Regions from separate parts of the Mus musculus genome. Here all the other regions are linked to region 4. A link is a loop called in an ENCODE intact Hi-C map of the cell type or tissue named here. Cell type or tissue: heart. All regions are shown on one strand. Region 1 overlaps Inpp5a (inositol polyphosphate-5-phosphatase A). Region 2 overlaps Pwwp2b (PWWP domain containing 2B). Region 3 overlaps Inpp5a (inositol polyphosphate-5-phosphatase A). Region 4 has its middle 5.5 kb from the start of Gm32571.

Region 1 (5,000 bases), 67 kb before region 4:
TCTGAGATGATAGTGCGGCCTTCTGTAGGCTAGTGTCAGACCAGGAGAATGAAAGGACCCCCTCCTGTGGCACAGAGCACCCTCTAACTGTCCTGGGCTCACAACTTTTAAGACCTGTTCCCTTCTTGAAAAACTAAATAACAAAAACAGGAGCACACACACTACCTGGAACAATCTGAGTCTTCTTAGCACCTATGAGGTGGTGTGCTATCCTTCTAGCCTGTTCTGTGACTCCCCACTGTGCTAGCTACTGGCATCCATCTTAAGAGGGCCCAAAACACCTGAGTCAGGCTACATTGGCTACTCCCAAGGCTGAGAGCCAAAACAGTGAGCATGGAGAGAGCAAGCCATCTCTCACACCCATTCCTACTGCAGCCTCTTACACTCACCCCACTGCCATCTCTCACACTCACCCCTACTGTCATCTCTCACACTCACCCCTACTGCCATCTCTCACCCCTGCTATCTTTCACACTCACCCCTACTGCCATCTCTCACACTCACCCCTACTGCCATCTCTCACACTCACCCCTACTGCTATCTCTCACACTCACCCCTACTGCCGTCTCTCACACTCACCCCTACTGCAGTCTCTCACACTCACCCCTACTGCCATCTCTCACACTCACCCCTACTGCAGTCTCTCACACTCACCCCTACTGCCATCTCTCACACTCACCCCTACTGCAGTCTCTCACACTCACCCCTACTGCAGTCTCTCACACTCACCCCTACTGCCATCTCTCACACTCACCCCTACTGCTATCTCTCACGCTCACCCCTACTGCAGTCTCTCACACTCACCCCTACTGCTGTCTCTCACACTCACCCCTACTGCCATCTCTCACACTCACCCCTACTGCCATCTCTCACACTCACCCCTACTGCCATCTCTCACACTCACCCCTACTGCAGTCTCTCACACTCACCCCTACTGCCATCTCTCACACTCACCCCTACTGCAGTCTCTCACACTCACCCCTACTGCCATCTCTCACACTCACCCCTACTGCAGTCTCTCACACTCACCCCTACTGCCATCTCTCACACTCACCCCTACTGCCAAGACCCAGAAGCAGGGTTCACACCCGACTGACCAAGTGCATAGCTCCATCAATCCACTACTTCTGAGGGAGCAGCCCAGAGCACTGTAACCTTATCCAGATTTGCAGAAATATGAGGTGGGTAAGACTCTAAAAGCCTGAGAAAGGTTCCCTAGTTTCACCTCTGTGCAGCCCCAGAAAGCATCCGAGGTTGGCAAAGCTTTTAAAGGAGGGAGTACTCTCAGAAAGGAAGGCTGGGCACATGGGTCCAAAACAGAAGACAACAACATACCCCCAGGGGCCTCATTTGTTTCTGGGATTCTCAAGACTGGGGTCCATAACGTCACACTTGGACCCCACCATCTACACGCCCATGATGCCTTCACCTCAAGGACCACCACAGCCACCCCTGTGGCCACTCAACATAGGCAGGGTCTGTCTTCTGTCAGATAAACCTCTTCTACCTCTACAGAGGAACACCACCTCTCACACAGGAAAGGGGTGACTGGTGTCCAAGGTCTGGAATCCAAGCTTAGGGCAGACCTGGGCACAAACTACAGCCCTTATACCCATGTGACACCCAGCACACTGGGCGATCACACAGCCAGCTGTGGTGAGACCACATCCCACAGGCCAAATAACAACTGAGGACAAGAGACTTCAACATGAATTCATCTTTCCTCAAATACTTCCTCAGAACTTCTACACACAAGCCATAAACTTAGTGTCATGGGCTCCCAAGCCTTGTATATGGTAACACTGAGGCTCCCCAAGGACTGGAGTGGGGCCCCCAAGGCAACACAGGGACCCAGGGTGGAGCTCCTGGATTCTTCAGGAAATCCTGCCCCATGACACCCTTATCCCTGCGGAAAACCATTTCCTCTCATGAGGAACGCAATCTTGTCTACGCAGTCACGAAAACACTGAAGTTAAAAATAGTTTTATAAAAGGAAGTGCTGATTGGGCCTCCCCACTCCAGTGACAAGTGCAAGCTGTGTCCCCATGGATGGGGGCAGAAACTCCTGCTGGCTGGAGAGGAGCCACCAGAGAGAGTGCCCAGACCCAGAGCTGTCCTAGATCCAGCTTCCTCCCTGACAAGGATCTCTGCATAGAAGTCTGACAGCAGGACTGGAAAGAAGGCTACGAGCAGATGCCTTCTGCTGAAGGACAACTAGACATCTCCCCTTTTTCATTAAACCAGAAATTAAAGCAGCCCAGTGTCTGTGAAGTATGCTGAGCTTCTCCGGAGGACACCCAGGCTGAGAACCTTAATCCACTGGGAAGAAATGCTAGGTAAATGTTAAACCAAATAAAGACTTTAAGCTCAAAAGAGAGGGAGGGAGGGAGGGAGGGAGGGAGGGAGGGAGGGAGGGAGGGAGGGAAGAAGGAAGGAAGGAAGGAAGGAAGGAAGAAAAAATGCCCAAGACCATAATTGTAAATGATTATTTTCCATTAGAGAAGGTCAAATCCTATAAAATAAAGTCAAACTTTGAAAAGCAGCATATAAAAATTAAGTAATCCAGGGTTGCAAGATGGTTCAGCAATTAAAAGTACTTCCTGCTTGTTGTGGATAGCCCTGGGGCTAAATATATTTGATGTTATTTCCATTCTCCTCTGAGGGGTTTCGAACAAGGAAGGGGTCAGCACTCAGGTGATTTCCTGTAACCTGCTTCCCACCTTAATTTGTAAAATAAAGGAGAGCTGATGATTAGGCAGATAAAGGGAAGGTGGAGCAGAAGGTAAGAGAGAGAGAGAGAGAGAGAGAGAGAGAGAGAGAGAGAGAGAGAGAGAGAGGAAGGAGAAAATGGGAGAAAGAGAGGATGCAGAGGAGGAGGAAGAAGAAAAGTGGAGCAGAAGCACATGTCCTGGAGAAACCGCAAGTTCTAAGGGGTCTCACTCATAGATGTGGAAGATGGTGGTAGTGTATTGGTAGATCTGCCCAATCTAGGCGCATAGCATGTATTCATATTAATTGAGTTGTGTTTTCATTACCGGGGCATATCTGGGTTGGAGATTTACAGTAACAAAATGGTGCCCAACGTATTGATTTGAACTCAACTAACCTGAGATAAAAGTTCACTGCCCCGCCCGCCCCGCCCCTGAGGGGGCTTAGCAGTGATCGAGGGGCAGCAGTGTGGATTTGAAGCTGACTGGGTTTGAGGGGCTCACAGAGAATGACAAAGAGTCTTCCTGTGTTTGCTTCCCTGTATCCTTTGCTCCCCCCTGCCTCACCACCACCACCACCACCACCACCAAACAGAGACACAGACAAAGTGTGTCTTTCTACACTCAGCTCCTCCCTATGAATAAAGAATCAGGAAACAAAGATACAAAGGGCTCTGGACCAGGTAATTCATTGATATAAAGAGAGAAATATAACCTTTTGACACTTAAAGATGGGAAATTTCACCTACAATTCAGAACTAGATAGGGAATATTAGTCACTGACTCCAAGTTGAGAGAGCAGTGATAATCACCTGCTATGAACACGTATTAATTAAATACAAGTCTGTGGCTCCAGGTAGAGAGCATAACAGATAGATGTTATAATAGGTATTAAATAAATGTCTGTGGCTCCTGGTAGAGAACACAACAGATAGATGGTACAACAGGATAGCTGCTCTAGGCAGAGTGTTTAACAATTAAAAACTTCCTATAGGCAGATATTAGTGGAGGTTTGAATTAATTGATTTAAAGATGGTATAAAGATATATTGCTCTAATAAAGCTTACAGGATACTCATATTCTGTCTAACGTGGGCGCCACAGGAATTTTGTGTTTAAATCCTGATTTGACAAGCTGCCTCTTATAAGCAGGTATAGATAGAAGTGTGAATCAACTGTTTTATAGATGGGATAATAAAGTCTGCAGGAGACTCATATTCTTTAATGTGGACTCCATGGGAATTTTGGGTTAATATCCTGACATGACAAATTAGGAAGGCCTAAATAGACTAAAATGTGTGTGATTTTGAGTATTGTGTTTTTTTTTTTTGTTTTGTTTTGTTTTTTGTTCCTTTGGGACAGAGGGCAAGCTACAGGTTTTCCTGGTCACCGGCTAAAGGATTTCATGATTTGGGGAAAAGGTTTTGTCTTTGTGTTTTTGGAAAAGGTGTTAAGGTATTTACACCTTCTAGAGTTATATGGATCAGATTTGATAGAGGGAGACACCCTGAGAACTAGATTCCAGAGAATCAAACAAAAAGGTTATCTTGGTGATACTAAAATTTTGTTTTGAGATTTATATATTACAAACTATACAGCCTTGGTGAATTTCATCATCAGGCATGCTGAACTGACCTGCCTGAACTGATGTCCTGGTTTTTCATCCAGATCCAGTCAGGACACAGACATCAGAGACTAATACAATCATTGGTGTGGCCTTCTTAAGGCCAACCAACTCCCCCATTTTCCCTACCCTTCCCACTCCCTTCAAAATATCTCAAAGCCCATATTCAGCTTGAAGAAGTTATGAAGAGTCATCATCCCAGTTCCCTAGGCTTTGGGACTGGGGGTGGTTATTATAGGTTGTCTTTGATGCTAATAATCTTGAAGTACAGGGCTTAGACCCAGTCCTCCTATTGCTGTTATTATAAACAGATCTGAGACGTTTAAGCCTGTGAGTTAAAGGCCAAATAGGAAATTCATGGCTCTGAGTTTATTGTTAGGGTGTTTTCAGTTATTTTGATTAGAAATGGCTGAGAGTAGTTAACAGAGAACACTCTAGATTACTTCACATAGATAGCTGTTTTTCAAAAACGTCAGAAGTCCACAGAATGTGACGTTTAATGTTATCTATTCACTTGTTGTTGAGACCAGTCTGCTCCTGACAGCTTTCCCTGTCTTGGATTCAAAGAAGAAACTGAGCATTTTGAGTTACTCCAGTTGTGGCGAAACAGCCACTAGGCAAGGATTGCCTCATTTCATCTACAGACATAATACTGTCCAAAGAAAGGAC
Region 2 (5,000 bases), 110 kb after region 4:
TATATTTACAAATATCTAGTCCATATACCTAGGCTCTTCTCTGACTGGATCATAACTTGTTATAACCTGTGTACTCTAACCTACACTCTGCCACAGTGCTGGTTACCTATGCTCAGGCACCATGCATCCGTCTCCACACATCTTCTGGGGCGAATCACCCCCTGGCACTTCACACCATCCCAGAATCCTTTCTGTCTCCTGAGGTTCCACCTCTTATTTCCTGCCTGAGCCATAGGTCACCAGATTTATTATTGACAGGTGCCGCATCCATACAGGCATAAGACATTCGCTCTACAGCCATCTGGATCTAGGTCCAGAGTGGTGGGTTGACATTCAGAAGGTACCCAGGCCCCACATGTCCTGTGTGACACGTGGCTTGAAGGCACCTTCTTGGTCAGAGTATTAGAATCTGAGTCGATAGCCACAAGAAAGAGGGCTTGAGGCTGGGATGCTTTTAGAAGACTGAGAAGAACATCTTCATCCTGAGACAGGGCGTGGCCTGAAAGGGAGTCCACCTGCCCCACAGCCAGTAGCTGCAGAGCCCAGGCCCCTGTTCATGTCTCTCACTTTCCCTTCCCTTTCTTTAAGAGATAGGGACTCAGCTTGCTGGAATCTTCTCCCAGGCAAGCTCTTGGCCCTGAAGAATGTCTTATGGAACACCCTGGTCCCAGATGCCCAAGATGCATCCATGTGTGCAGGGTGGGAGCCACATGTGGCTAGATGTAGCCAGAGCCACAGCTGTAGCTGCCCTGAGGCCAGAGGCACCAAAGCAGAGCCCTTGGGGTGCTAGAACCTCCCAAAGTCTCACCATTGGACTTGACTTCCATGGCCTCGAGAAGAGGATTATCTATCAGCCAGCCTGTCATCTCTGGACCCCACCCTCAGGAAACAGCACAGGGTCCCAAATGAGGGCGTTGGCAGGAAGGGGAAGCCGCCCCAGGGAGAAGCAGCATTCCTGTGATAGTAACAGGCATGCAGGTTATGGGGAACATTGAATTCTGCCCAGACAGGACTAAGGGCCAGAGAAGGCCCTAGGAGAGCAGGAAGGAATGGCAAGTGGCTGGTTTGGGAGGCAGGGCAGACAAGGGACCAGGGGTGGAGAGTTGCTAGGCAAAGCTCACCTCCCTGGCAGCTTCCACAGTTACCTAGAGCATGAAGTGAGGGTCTCCCCCAGCCCCTCCTCTTCTGTTCATACCCACAGCCTCCTTGTGCTCACAGGTGCTGTGAGCAGAGGGGACCCCAGAGGGTCTGCTTGCTTTTAGCCCCAAAGGCCTAGGGCAGACTGTGCAGGCTGAAGATAGACACTCACTGACTGCAAACCCAGGTCCCTTCCCAGAGTCCAGGGGCCGGATTCTCCTGAGAAATGGCACGGCCCTGGCAGCGTGCAGCCACTCTTCCTTCCCGAGCTGCTGCCCTGCCCCTGCTTTGGCCACACCCGAGGCCTGCCTAGTGGGTAAACAGAACAGCTGCTCACCCCAGGTCAAGGCAGGCTGGGTGATGACCTTCCCCTAGGAGAGCTGAGGCCAACTGCTAGATTTGGGGAGACCATGGAGCATCGGGGCTCCGCTTTGGTGCTTCTAGCCTGTAGGCAGCAAAGGCCGGGGCTGTGATTTGAGTTCCCCCAACCGTTTAGCAGTTCCACGGAATGACAAGCAGGGACACTCCCTCTTCACAGATAAGACAATGAGAAGTGACTTGCAGGCTTATCCCAGTCCAGTGATGTTAGGATCCACTGCCTCCAGGTATGGATATAACCACAGCACAGGGAAAAACAAATGGACGAACCGTGACCTGGCCTGGGTTCCATAGGGGATGTGGATCCCAAAGCTTGGCACCCGCAGCGAGGCCAGGCTGTGACAAGTTGGTCAGTCTCAAGGACAGAAGCTCACAGGAAATGCTACAGATCTTGGCAGCGATAGGAACCTGTTAGGGTTCACAACTGACTAAGAGGGCCCGCTGAATGGGGGCAGCTTTGGGATGGCGGGTAGGTATATAGGAACAGGACCTGGAGATTAAGAAATGATTCACCAGGGCAGGAACCAATATCTCCAGAGCACTAAACCTCTAAGTTCAGGAAAAGACGGGGACACCGAGCAGGGTTGAGAAGCCCAGGAAGCTATAAAGAGGGGGCCACATCCAAATGCAAAAGCAGTAGAGACTCAAAGCGAACAGAGACATAGGGCTCCTGGGGACACCAAGGCTCTCCTGTTCTGCATGATGCTCTGATGAGGACACAGTCCTGGGGACATACAGCCTGGCTCAAAGTCCTCAGCAAGACACCAGTGGTCAAATTGTGTCCCTGGGGCCTCACCTGCAGGGTATGTCTCAGCCACTCACCCAGAGTAGCCTGGCTAAGGCCAGCCCATGGACAGGAAGAATACAGTTCTGGCTGCTTGCCAGAGCTCTGGGCTGCCCCTGCTTGCAGCTGCCTCCATCTGGCTTCCCAGAGACACAGGCAGACCCAGGATACATGAGGCTGCTGGCGCCCAAGTGGCACCCTCCCACCCCTCCTGTGTCTGTCTGGGATCTTCCTCCCCCAGCCTGTGGTGGCAGAGGCTATCCTGCCACTGCCCGAGGGTTGAGTCAACAGGCTCCTGGATCAGAGGCATGCGGATGTGCAAAGCTGGGCGGGAGTCTGCGGAAACTTCTCTACATAGCTATGTTGCCAGGAGCCTGCAGCCCCAGGAAGGCCCAAGTCCAAACACCCAAGGCCCCACCTTGGGTTGTACACCAGGGCTTGCTTACTTTAGAAAGTCCCTGAAGCCTTTCTGCAGCCCAGCAAACAGCCATTGAGCAGTAGGGCTAGAGAGCTGGATGGGACCAGGAACAGGAAGGTCTTGCAGGAAACAGTGAGCTGCTTGGGACTACTAAGTGTACAGAGGCCTCCAGGGGCCACCTCTGCTTTGGGAGTCAGGTGAGCAGCTTTTCAGGCCAAGTCTCAGCCTGGATACCAGAGCAATCCATTCTCCAGAGCATATTGCCCCACATCCTTGGGCAGACCCCCGATTTCCAGAGAAGAATAGGTGGAGCCTGTATCCTGCATTTATTAGCATCAACATCGTCCTTAAGCCCTAGGGCTCTCCTAGAAGCTCAGACCAGGCCCACCTCACACCCCCCCCCCCATGTCTTCCTTGTCCACTCTGACAACATCTCTGTGGTACAGTCCCCAAGACCAGCATACCAGCCGGTGATGCACCAGCTGTGATGCACAAGACACCTGGAACCCTCCAGTTCCTTGAGGGCAGAGAGGGTATCTGAGCACTATGGTAACCTCTGTGCCTACCACATAATCTCAGGAATGCCTAGCAGCACACTAGCTAACAAATTCCAGGACAGAACTTGGTGCTCTTTAGCCTGGTGACAGGCAGTGACTGTGGTCTTGGTCAAAGAGGACGTCATACTGACTATCCCAGCAGACAGGCTCAGCTGTTGTGTGGTACAATTTAAGAATCAACAACTCAGATTAGAACCCCGGAGTCAGCGGGCCTTTGCTGTCTTGTAGACTACCTTTGGCTAGGGTTACCTCACCTGAGGTGCTCAACAAGAGACATACATACCTCTAGGCCCACCTGCAGCATAGTGTCAGCCCCACCCCTTCCTGCACGACTTGGGTCAGCCGGCTTTGGGAGGGATCCTCAAATTTGTAAGCAGGGATCATAAAGGCGGCTTGTCAGAGGCTTAGCCCACCCTCTGGTACAGTGTGGTTTCTCAGTGAAAATACAGGCCTGCATAGGTACCCAGAGCAACAGAGAACCTGCTTCGGGCTGCTCTACAGCCAGGCAGCTGATTCAAGACACCGAGTGGGAGGAGGTACTTGGTACTGCACCAGGTGGCTTGTGAGCAAAGACCCCCTCTGAGCTCCCCAGCCATCTGCAGACGAGGAAGGGAAAAGGAACAAACATCTTTCAGTCTAACTTTCATGATGAGCACTGGTGGGGCTGGATCCAGCCTCAGAGCCTTCCTTCTACCCAGCAGTCTATGCGAACGGGGCCATCCACGTCACTTGCAACCTAGCAAGGAGGATGAACAGTGATCAGGAACCATAAAGGACAGCCAGGCTACCAGGTCGGTACCCAAACTATGGGAGCTCTGATGCCTATAAAGCGCAGCAGCAGCACCTCAGGAATGCTGACCTGCTTGCTGCTTTGAGCCCCAAAGGCTCCCCTGAGGTGGGAGGAAATAGGACTTGGGAACTCTTCCTTGGCTCGAATCCAAGGACTGGGCCTTGGAAGAGCAAGGATAGGTACTGAAGCTGTGGAGAAACTAGTACCTGGGAGGGCAGGTCAGCATGTGGACCCTGGAGCCTGAGAGCAGACACTGCAGCCCAAACCACCCAGACAGCTGCTAAGCTGTGCTCAGCTCTGCCTGAGAAGCAGGGCTGTAAACACTAGCTTTGCCACTCATAATACTATGGATAGAACACAGGAAACAGAAACAAGGGGGGGGGGGCGCTGCTGGAAAGATCAGGGATGGGGAAGGAGAAACACAAGGCCAAGCCTTGGAGGGCTGGAGGGGCAAGGAAGGGCCATTTCAGAGTCTCTGCATGGGCACAGAAGCAAGCAAAGCCACTGCAGAGAAGAGCTGTGATCAGCGACTAAGCTCATGTCTCCAAGGGGTTCTGGTTCTGGTAGACTGTGAGGCACGGACACACATGCATCCTATAGCTGCTGCTTCCCATGTTCAGGATGCCAGCCAGCAGCTAGCTTCTATTCATGAAGGGTGTATGCATCTGCAAGCCAGGTTAGCCATTGACCTCAGGGTAGAGATCCCCCCTATCTCTGTAGACACAGCCACAAGATAGGACTACTCTCAGCCAATCTTATCTTGAGCACTGGAGCCTGAGAACTGGGGAAATGCGGGTCCTCTGCTGCAGACTCTCTAGGGAGAGGCCAGAGCAGGCTGCACAGGTTGAGCAGGGGTGCAGCCAGACCTGCCTAGGGAGGAGAGGGCAGCCATCAGCAGGGTGGGGGATGGCTTGCCTTGGAAGCTTTCAGGTGGCT
Region 3 (5,000 bases), 76 kb before region 4:
GGAACAAATCATACCAGGCATGGTACCTATTATCCTGGCACTAGGGAGTCTAAAGCAGGAGAAAGGAAATGGAGGATGAAGAGGTGGAAGGGGAGGAGGGAGAAGAGGAAGGGGGAAAGAAAAGAGAAGGAAGGGGGAAGGGGAAGAAAGAAAAAGAAGAAGAAAAGGAAGAGGGAGAAGGGAGGGAGAGGGTAGAGGAAGGAAAGGGAGGAAGAGATGAAAGAAGAGGGAGAAGGGAAGAGGGCGAGGATGGGGAGGGAGGAGGAGCTGCTACAACAGCAGCAGCACGAAGTTGGAGGCCCCCACTACATAGTGTCAACCACCTTTAGACCTGCAGAAAAACAGGTCAGCAAGGACTGGCACAAAGGAAGACCACGGATAGGTGGGACTGACCAGAAAGCCTAGGAATAAGTCCTGACTGATAGCCCTATGAGGTATAACATGGATACCAGAGCCACCCAGAGGGCAAACTCTTACTCCATGACCATTTAGTACAGAAAAGTAGGTAGGGAAATGCTAAAAGCAGCAATGTCATCCCAGCAGCCTGCACTGTGCTGTGCATGTCCAAGTCAGCTGAGCTGTTTTACTGAACCAGAGGTGGTTCAGGGCCAGCAATAACAAGAGGCCCCATAAATTCAACCCAATTAAGGTGAAGAGAGTTCTGGGTCTAAGACAGACACAGTAGTATGTCTGTAATCCTGGCACTCAGAAGGCTGAAACAAAAGGACTGAGTCCCAGGCCAGCTACTGCTATATAGCAAGAGCCTATCTCAAAGTGGGGAACAAAGGGAAAGAAAAGGGCAATCCTGGACTAGAATGAAAAACCTACAGCAACCTTACAACATACAGCAAAAGTGAGACAGGCTGGAAATAAACACAGGAATGAGGAGACCACCACAATCCCACAGTCAGAGACTTGAATACAGTCTTAAATCCTGCATAAAAGGGCTGAGGTGTCAGACCACCCTTAGTCCCAACACTCAGGTCAAGAACCCGGTAGCAGGAAGACCTCTGGAGTTCAAGGATAGCCTCATCTATATAGCAAGTTCCAAGGCAGCCAGGAATGGGACCATGTCTCAGAAAAGCAAAAATACAATAAAATAAAATTCTGTATCAAGGGTCAGCAAGTTGATTCTCTGGGTAAGGATACTTAGCATACAAGGCTGGTGACCCGAGTTCAATGCCTAAAACCCCTGTAAAGGTGGACAGAGAATCAATTCCACAAAGTTGTATTCTAACCCTCACACCTGCATTACAGCATGTGCACATCTCTGTCTCTCTGTATCTGTCTCCATCTCTCTCTCTTTCTCTCTGACTGTCTCTCTCTAATTTTTTCAAATAAAAAACTCTGCATATAAAGATAGTCCCACAACCCTACTAATATTGTTCCCATGTTCTTACAGATGTATGAGAAAACATGGTCTCTTCAAAGTCACAGCAGAAATGACAATCTGACATCCTAATATTTGCCTCTAATTTTCTCCCAAAATATATAATGACCATAATAGCGCAGGCAAGAACATATGGACACAAAACATGTCCATTGGCTGTGCAGTGGGGCAGACATCCTGAAGCCCCGCTGGGGCCTCCTTCACACACTTCTACCTCTTATACCCTCCAGAACACAAAATAATGGTTTATGATAGCACCCGTCAACATGGAAGCTTCTACCTTAAAGAAGCTAACATGATCCCAGTACTCAGGAGTCGGAGAGTTAAGAGCTACAAGTTGGAGGCCAGCCTGTACCACACAGCCAGAGAAAGGGTAGTGAGGAGGAAGAGAGGGAGGGTGGCCAAAATATAGCCCACCTTCAGACAAGTCTGCTGCAGCAAGTCCCAGGCAGCAGAGCCCCTCTCCCACCTCAGCCCTCAGATCCTCTCAACAGCATTCCAAATAGGAATGGAGGAAACAGCACATTTTGGAATAGCTGTCCTTCCTCCCCGCAGTGGTTACTTCTTTCTCTTTCTTTTATTCTTATAAGTACCATGCACTGCTTTCACATTTTTAACTCTTCAAGGTCTGAGGAAGAAAACCACCAAAGCATTCAGAATGCTGTAGCCAACACTGAATAACCACTGTGGCTGAAGCAGCAATAAAAGAGAAGTGATAGAGAGAGGAAATGTGTGCAGCTTCTACGAAAGCTGTGGCCCAAGTCCGGGCTGTATAAAAAGCTGCTAGATAAGCCAGAAAGGAATCATTAGCACATACACACACACACACACACACACACACACACACACACACATGAAAGAGAGTGGGTAGACTGAGAAACTATGCACAAACCCACATACACCACATGCATGAGACACTTGCCCAAAAGTACAGGTGCACACATCAACTCAAAAGCCACCTGGGTCAGGTGATTGCTACACAGATATACAGCACTGTAGAGTATGCCCAGAGTCAGGAGTCTCTCCCACTGCAAGTCAGCACAGACCTCATCTTCCTATGAGGACAGAAATGTTCTATATTTGCAATGGCCAGATCTGTCCTGGAAATGTGCTACTGTGGCTGGGTATTTTATGCTATTTTTATTGTTTAAACAATATGGGGCTGGCGGCTATGTTATTAGACTGGAGAGCTCTAGATTACAGACAAAGGAAACTGAGTTCTATGATGCAATAAATATAGCATTTACATATAAACAGGATAAGCACAGCACACACAAACAAGGACAATTCAAACCAAGCACGTTCACGGCCATGACACACATGCCCAAGACACCCAGCTGCAGTCACAGCTTCACATGCCACACTCACTGGGAAACTAAGAACACACACAGTTTCCTATGGGGAAACAAAGCTGACCACACTATCAAAGGCAATCACGCAGTCATCTTCACAGTTTGCTCCAAACACAGCTCTACACAGAAGGAGCAAGGTCCTCCTTGCCCAAGGTCCTGTTCCTGTCCTCAGAGGAAGGAGCCAACCAAGTGAGTATCAGCGGGCCAGCAGAGGCCTCCAGTGCTGCACAGACTGAAGACAAGCACAGCCAAGACCAGCTCGCCTCAACAACCCTGGGAAGGGCCGTGGCAGCAGGGCACAGATAGTATCTGTACAAGCCACTGGAGCCTGGGTGCAGACTAGTGTGAGGAGGGAATCCACGCCACTGTGTTACGGGCGTGTTGGTTACTTTTCCATTACTGTGACCAAGTATCTGACAAGCAGCCTAGAGGGGGTTGTTTGTTTTGGCTCGCGGTTGCACAGCATTCGGCTTGCAGTTGCTTGCCTCCATGTACTTGGACAGAACATCATGGCAGCAGGAGCCTGCAGTTCACCTCGGAGCACAGGACAGAGAGAAAGAGACAGACAGGGGCCAGGATCTACCCCAAAGATCTACCCCAGTGAACTACTTCCTCCAGCTAGAGCCTATCACCCCAAGTTTTCAGAACCTCCCCTGAATAGTGTCACCAGTTAGAAATGGGCTTTAGCACACAAACCTGTGAGAGGCTTCATATTTAAAACACAACTGGGCATTCCATATACTGTGGACTTTACCTCGGGTAACCTTTCAGGTTCTCAGTAAAGAGGCAGGAAAGATCCTTGCAGGCCCTGAGAAGGATATAGAAGCAATGAGGTGAACTGTACCCTGAGCATCCCCAGAGCCTACCCCAGGGATCAGGATTTTAATTCCTAGCCCACCGGCAAGGGCTCCTTCCTCACAAAGCCTTCCACCTCACCTAGGAAGAGCAAGGCAGATGTGGAGGAGGAAAGTCCGGGCACAGAGCCGGGGGTGGGGGAGGGGGGGTGATCACAGACTGCAGATTCTCCCGCCTGATTGCTGCACCACAATTGCAAGCTGTGACAGAGAGGCAGAACAGTGACAGCCTCTTTGGAGACTCAGAGACACCAAAGGCATCTGAAGAAAGCGACACAGACACAGCATTGGAGAGATGTGAACCCTCTGCTGTGGCCCCAAAACACATCAGAATCAGCCAGCTCCAGAGGCCAATCCACCTCAGCTCCCTTCACCTCACATGCCATGTCTGCATTCCGGCAAAACTCACAGAGTTTGCAAAAGACAAGAAAAGCCCGAAGACATAAAACACACATCAGAAGTGACCTCAGCTATGACACACATCTGAAACGATGGAAACACACACACACTAAGGACTCTTAAGGGGAGAATGGATGTCTGGAGAACAAATCTGACATTTGGACTATATGACAAAATGATGTAGCCAGAAGTCAGGCACTGCAGCAGAAGAAATGATGGCCTCTGCCAGGCTCACTGGAGACCCAGCCACAGAGGAGAGGCCAGTAATCATAGAGAAATGTCAACAGGAATGTCCCAGACTGACTGAACCACAGAGAGATAGAGATCTTAAACAGAGCAGGGCTGGGCTAGGGAAGTAGCTTATCCTGTAGAGGGTTTCCCATGCAAGCTTGAGGACCTGAGTTCAAGACCCAGGACCCATGTAACAGCTCAGTGTGGCCAGCGTGTAAACCCTAGTGCTGGGGACACTGAGACAGCAGATCCCTATGGCTCACAAACCAGCCAGTCTAGCCTAATCCCGGAGCCCCAGACAGTGAGAGACCCTCTAGTAAGAACAATAAATATAAGGGGTTGGAGAGATGGCTCAGCAATGAAGAACACTGGCTGCTCTTGTAGAGGACCAGGTTCGGTGGCAGTTCACAACTGTAGCTCCAGCTCTTGAGGCTCTGACACCCTCCTCTTTTCTCCCTGGACACCAGGCACACATATGGTGCACAGACACTCATGCAGACAAAACACTAATATGCAAAAAAAATATATTTTTTAAGTAAAAATAAAAGCTACCTGGCTTTTGATGAATAACACGTCAGACTGACCTCTGGTGAAGAAAGAGAAAGCAAGAGCAGGCTTTCTGGAAACAGAAAGTAACTTCAAAAGCTGTGAGTCTCTAACATACCAAGAGAACCAGAAGGATAGCAGAAATGTGAAGCAGTGATGAGTAAGAATTCCCTGAGACTAATGACAAGCCTGACAAGGCATGGATGCGACAAACTGAGCAACAAACAC
Region 4 (5,000 bases):
AGGCAGCAAAGGCCATGGTGGGTGTGTCTGGCAGGGGCTCACCCTGGCCCTGCTGCATGCTGGGGCTCAGAGCCGGCCCAGCTGCTCCTGTGTGGCTCCTTCCTGCCGGTTCTCTATCTCTAGCCCAGGACAGAGTCTGGTTATCAGAATCCCAGGAGACTCGTGGGTGCCTTTCTTAGCATTTCTTTGCCTCCCATCTGGGGCCTACTTGGGAACCACTGACTAGATTGAAGAGGCAGAATTTAAGATTATGAAATAGCCCTCTTCGGGGCTGACTGTCTCCCACCCTGTAGCCCCCTGCTTAAGCCACCAGACCCCTTCCTCTCCCCCACACTGGATGCTACACTGGAGACTGGGCTGCAGAGTGCCATCCTGAGGATAGGGACTGTCATTAATTCCGAACCCTTGTTCAAGAGGTGGTGGAATACAAGCATGCTCCTTTCAGTTAACACTGGCTGAATCCCAGGCCTGGGTGGAGCTGTTGCCTGACTGCCTGTTCCCAGAGATCTAGGCACCAGAGCTGGGAGAGGGTGCTGCAAGCTTTCTTGGGCTCTGGCCGGGAAGAGTCTACAGGACCCAGCCATACATGGCACCTACCCAGCCTACTACTCAGGCCTGCAACTGCCCCAAGCTGTGCCTGTTCTTGAGCTTGCACCCCACCCCACCCCCAGGCTGAGAGGGTCGTTAGCCACCAAGGCATAGTGTCCACTTGAGTTGTCTCAGAAATGGTCTTCTCAGCCTGGGAATCAACCTCTATCATTCTCTGTGCCCCTACCTCTTTATCTGCATGGTTCGCACAATCTGGCCCCAAAGCCATTGGACACATAGGCTAGGCACAGATTAACAGTAGCCACAATAAAACTTGGTGGGGATCCTGTTCCATCATGTCATAGAACTAGCTTTGCTCATGGTCAGAGAGGTGGTTGCTTCTGAGGTGTCCCACTTCCTGGTTTCCAGGAACCCATGAGTCCACTAACTGTCTGATGGGACTTTCTGTAAGGCCTCCTTCTGGAGGTAGGGGTATAGGGGGTGGGGTGACAAACCCTGGGTTGGGGTCCACAGCAGTTCTATTTCCCCTATATGTATCCACTCACTTCAAAGATGGCGATATGCAATTTACACAAGGTGTTTCCCAGGCTCCTCAGCCCTACAGTGTTTCCGGTCTGTCCATTTTTGCTGACGTGCCTCTCCAAGGCTCTCTCGGCCAGCCAGAGTTCCCCTGGGGGCCTGAATGTGTCAGGTCTCCTTACAGGTGTCATCTGCCCCAGGAAAGCCCATCTTGTCCTGGTGAGAGATACTTAGCAGTCACTGCTCAACAGCATTGTGTCCCACAACTGCCTCAGTTTCCCAGTCAGTCTTTCAGTGATAACTCCATGGTGGCAGCTGGGTGACTGAAGGGACGGATGGACTTGTTCTCAGGGTTGAAGGGTTTCCAGGCAGCTCAGATTCTGGCAAAAGGTGAGCTTCCAAGCTCACCCTGCCATCAGGTCCACAGATGTTCCCCCCTAGGCTACCACCTGGCAGGTGCTCCTTTCTTCCAGGTGACTCCACTTAACGGGAAAGCTCCACAGTCAGTCCCCTTCTCTACAACTGCATGATGTGAATATTGAGTTTACAGATGACATGAAGACACTGGGCACCCCAGCATCCCAAAGGCAGATAGATAGCTTTTGTCCACAGTGACTGTTCATAAATAAGTTGACAAGTGTAGATCTGGTTGTTTTTGTTTTTTTGTTTTTTTCTTTTCTTTTCTTTTCTTCAGAGGTGGCAGAGTTCAGCGGCATCTAGAATGTTCTAATGGGTACCAGCAAAGAAACCATGTGATCTTATGTCTGGCTCAGGTGGAGGACAGGACCATGCTGTGGGCATTTGGGGGCGGGGGTGTATGCAGAAGAGATGTTCCCTTACACACAGAGATACCCGGAGACTCCCAACCTTAGCTACCAGATTCCCAGTATTGTCTTAGTGGCCATGGGTATAGGACTGTGCTTCCCAGGGGTGCTCACCCCTTGAGCAGGAGTTGCTCTGGATAGTGTTTATCGTTGGCAGAGTTCCTGGCAATCCTTCTCAGGAGATGTCCCTGTTAGCATTTTCTATGGCCCTGTCATCCCTCAGCTTGCCTACCCACCCAGTGGAATTCTGGGGACATATCTCCGTCTGGGAGGAGTTCCTGTTTCCCTTGGGGCTTCCTGAGGAACCAGAGTGCTGAGGCCAAGCGGGGGCAGTGTTTGATACAAACTACAGCACTTGTGCCAAAAAGAATAAGAGTTTGAGTGACTATGGCCCAGGAAGGAACACGAATTCAGGTAGCCTGAATATATATTCTACCATGGAAGTTATCACATGAAGATTTCATGGTCATGGAGTTCTTCAATCTGCAGCCATCTCTATCCAGAATGTCCTCATGGTCCAAGTTCTGTGCTTCAGCGTTTCTTTACACTGTCTTGTGACAACAGATTTTTAGCAGCAGAGAAGATCTGAAACTAGCCCCCAGGGAAGGACTACTTCCCAGATCCTGGAGAGTATTTGAAGACTGCAGAAGCAGAGGAGGGCCAGACACCCTGCCTGACCTCTGCCCTAAATGGAGGGAAGATACTCCATGATAATGCCCTTCATCAAGATTGCCTCCAGTGAATAGGTCTGGAGGCTATGTATGTCTGAACCACAGGAGTGCACAGGCCAGAGGGGAGATGGTTATCCAAAGTGAGAAAGACCTACCCTCCCGGCAGCACAGCGGCCACTTGTCCTGTGTCAATGGGATGCACTTATCTCCAGGTGCATCCCACTACCTGGGGGGAAAAAAAGCAAAACAAAAACAAAACTCCTGGGCAGTTTTACAGGAGAGGCTTGAATGAGTGGAAGGGGTAGGAGGCAGGCACCAGAGTCAGTAGTTCCCCTGCCCGTCACTGTCTTCTACCAGGAAGAAGCTGGAAAAGGACCCCAGGAGTTTCAAAGTCTTAACAAGATGCTGATCTACAGAGTAAGTTCCAGGACAGCCAGGACAGCATAGAGAAACCCTGTCTCAGAAACAAACAAGCAAACAAGCGAAAGTCTTAACACACCCTTATCTTCCTGGGAGGGTTATCTGAGACTACTTAGGAAGTGAGCAGAGATGGAGCCAGCCTGTGGATGGTGTTCAGTGGAAACTGTTTGTGTACCATGGGCAAGGACCTGGGTTGAAGTCCCAACCATGAGAAAAAGAAAACAGAGACAAAAAATCCAGACCCATGTCTCCTGACATAGCATGTCTCCCGACAGCTATGAGTCAAGGCCAACTATCAGATATGGCCACTAACCCTGGCAGAGTACATTCAAACAGAGCGCACAAAGTGTTCCTGACGGCTTGGTGACACAGACCATCCCTGCCATACTCCTGCATACATGCAGACAGGGCTTCCCCATGGGTTTTTTTTGGGGGGCAGGGGGGCGGGACTCTGGTAGAGGACATTTCCTACTTTTTTTTTAATGTATTGTTTACAGAGAAAAGTATCTTTTTATAGCCAGAAAGCTGTTTCCAGCTGAACTGCTCACCCTTACCCTGTGCTTGTGTTGGGGGCCAGGCTTGCCTGCAGGAGTCTGTCTCATAGGATCCTAGTCCCTGCTGGAGCTGGGGGCTGTGAAGGCTCAGCAGAGCCTGGGCTTGTTTGGTTCTCTAGCCTCTGGCTACAAAAGTGCCACTGTTTTAGGATAGGCAATTGGTCTGGGGTAGGTCAGTCTGAGGACAGCACAGTGCCCACGACCTCAGAAACTGACGGAAGGATTGGCTGAGGGTTCAAGCCCTGTCCAGTGTGGCTTCCGGGGCTGAGTCTGGGGTGGAGGTCGGGGTGTCCTTTGTCTGAAGTTGATGTGTGTGATGACGGGGTTGGGTGGGACGAGGGGCTGCTGTCCGTGGCTGCTTTCCCTGTGGAAACGGGTTATAGATTCAGGTGTTCCCCGACTGTACCAGATGCCCTGCATTCCCCTGCGGGCCAGATGCTGTCAGGAGAAGGATGTAGGCTGGCTTCCTGGCACTGCCCTCAGGTTCCAGGCTTGCCTTCAAATTCTTAAGTCACTTTTGAACAAGGATACCGTATTCTGTTTTGCCTTGCTTCCTCCTGCCCAACACAAGAATTGTAGAAGCAAGAGGTTCCTTGTGTCCAGAAAAAGACCCCACAGATGTTGGTGAATTGCTGGGGTCAGAGTCAAAGGCCTGAAGAGTCTCCTTGACCAAAGAGCAGTCAGAGTCAACAGGAACAGCCCCACCACAGTTACCAGGATGCATCAGGATAGAGGTCAGGCTGAGGAACCCCCAACCTGAGCAACAAGGTGGTATACTGGAGCCCCACAGCCCCTCAATGAACCCCCTCCCACCCCCCACCCCCCATTCTCCAGCAGCTCTGAACAGTGAGACCAGCCCAGGAGGATGGCTCTATCCACTCCTAATTATAACTTCCAGTGCTGGCCCAGCTAGCCGCTAGCTATTTTTAGCGTTCTCTAACCCAGCCCCCTTGTGACTCAGCAAGGTCCGGCTGGGATGAGAAAGTTGCTGTTGCCAAGGATGCTCCAGGGAAGAGAGCCGGGCAGCGCGGACCCTGGAGGTGGTGGGCAGGCCATAGAGCCTTCCCTTCCTTGGACCTTGGGCCTACAGAGCTCCGAGACAGCCTCAGCTGCTCTGCCCCTCCCCCACCCACCACTCCTGCACTTCTGGCTCAAAGCCGGCTCCTCCCCCACAGGCGAGCATGGAAAATCTGATGTCAGAATTCCAGCTTCTGCAAGGAATGTGGCCTGACCTTCACCTCCCAGGGAGCCATCTTGCCTGAGGCTCAAGGGGGTGGGCATATCCCCACCAGGCTTCTCTGGGCACTCTAAGACCCTCTCCACTTGAACAGGAGTACCCATCCTCCCCACCACAGCCTGCCCACCCTGGCCTACTACTGGTTTCGGCGTCTAGCCCTATTGCTGAGCACCCAAAGGTGCCAGGCAGCCTGTCACTGAGCTGGCCTCACCCCAAAAGCTCAGTT

The links. A loop is a pair of places that touch in the nucleus more often than their neighbours do. Peaks named below come from ENCODE experiments on the same cell type or tissue, not always from the same donor. Only the 100,000 strongest peaks of a DNase experiment are listed, where the experiment ranks them.
Region 1: it touches region 4 in a loop (5-fold over the local background); 2 of 42 quality-filtered maps call a loop at or near these places.
Region 2: a loop joins it to region 4, with 1.8 times the contacts of the local background. A loop is called at or near these places in 3 of 42 quality-filtered maps.
Region 3: it touches region 4 in a loop (2.9-fold over the local background); 2 of 42 quality-filtered maps call a loop at or near these places.

Annotation. Positions count from the first base shown.
Region 1 is chr7:139,431,259-139,436,258 of GRCm38, reverse strand. The region is part of intron 1 of Inpp5a (inositol polyphosphate-5-phosphatase A); the gene reads right to left. Among named protein-coding and RNA genes, the nearest start is that of Gm46004, 45 kb to the right of the region's middle. In heart, a CTCF peak has its summit at 2,064; DNase peaks (open chromatin) are centred at 1,128 and 1,978; H3K27ac peaks cover 1,436 bases.
Region 2 is chr7:139,249,628-139,254,627 of GRCm38, reverse strand. The region is part of intron 1 of Pwwp2b (PWWP domain containing 2B); the gene reads right to left. Among named protein-coding and RNA genes, the nearest start is that of Pwwp2b, 3.6 kb to the right of the region's middle. In heart, no CTCF peak of the experiment used is centred here; DNase peaks (open chromatin) are centred at 1,047, 1,491 and 2,607; H3K4me3 peaks cover 1,222 bases; H3K27ac peaks cover 3,872 bases.
Region 3 is chr7:139,439,999-139,444,998 of GRCm38, reverse strand. All of the region lies in intron 1 of Inpp5a (inositol polyphosphate-5-phosphatase A), which reads right to left. Among named protein-coding and RNA genes, the nearest start is that of Gm46004, 53 kb to the right of the region's middle. In heart, a CTCF peak has its summit at 2,950 (motif pointing right); a DNase peak (open chromatin) is centred at 3,108; H3K27ac peaks cover 1,641 bases.
Region 4 is chr7:139,363,896-139,368,895 of GRCm38, reverse strand. No RefSeq gene overlaps it. Among named protein-coding and RNA genes, the nearest start is that of Gm32571, 5.5 kb to the right of the region's middle. In heart, a CTCF peak has its summit at 2,194; DNase peaks (open chromatin) are centred at 455, 2,145, 3,315, 4,595 and 2 weaker places; H3K4me3 peaks cover 1,599 bases; H3K27ac peaks cover 5,000 bases.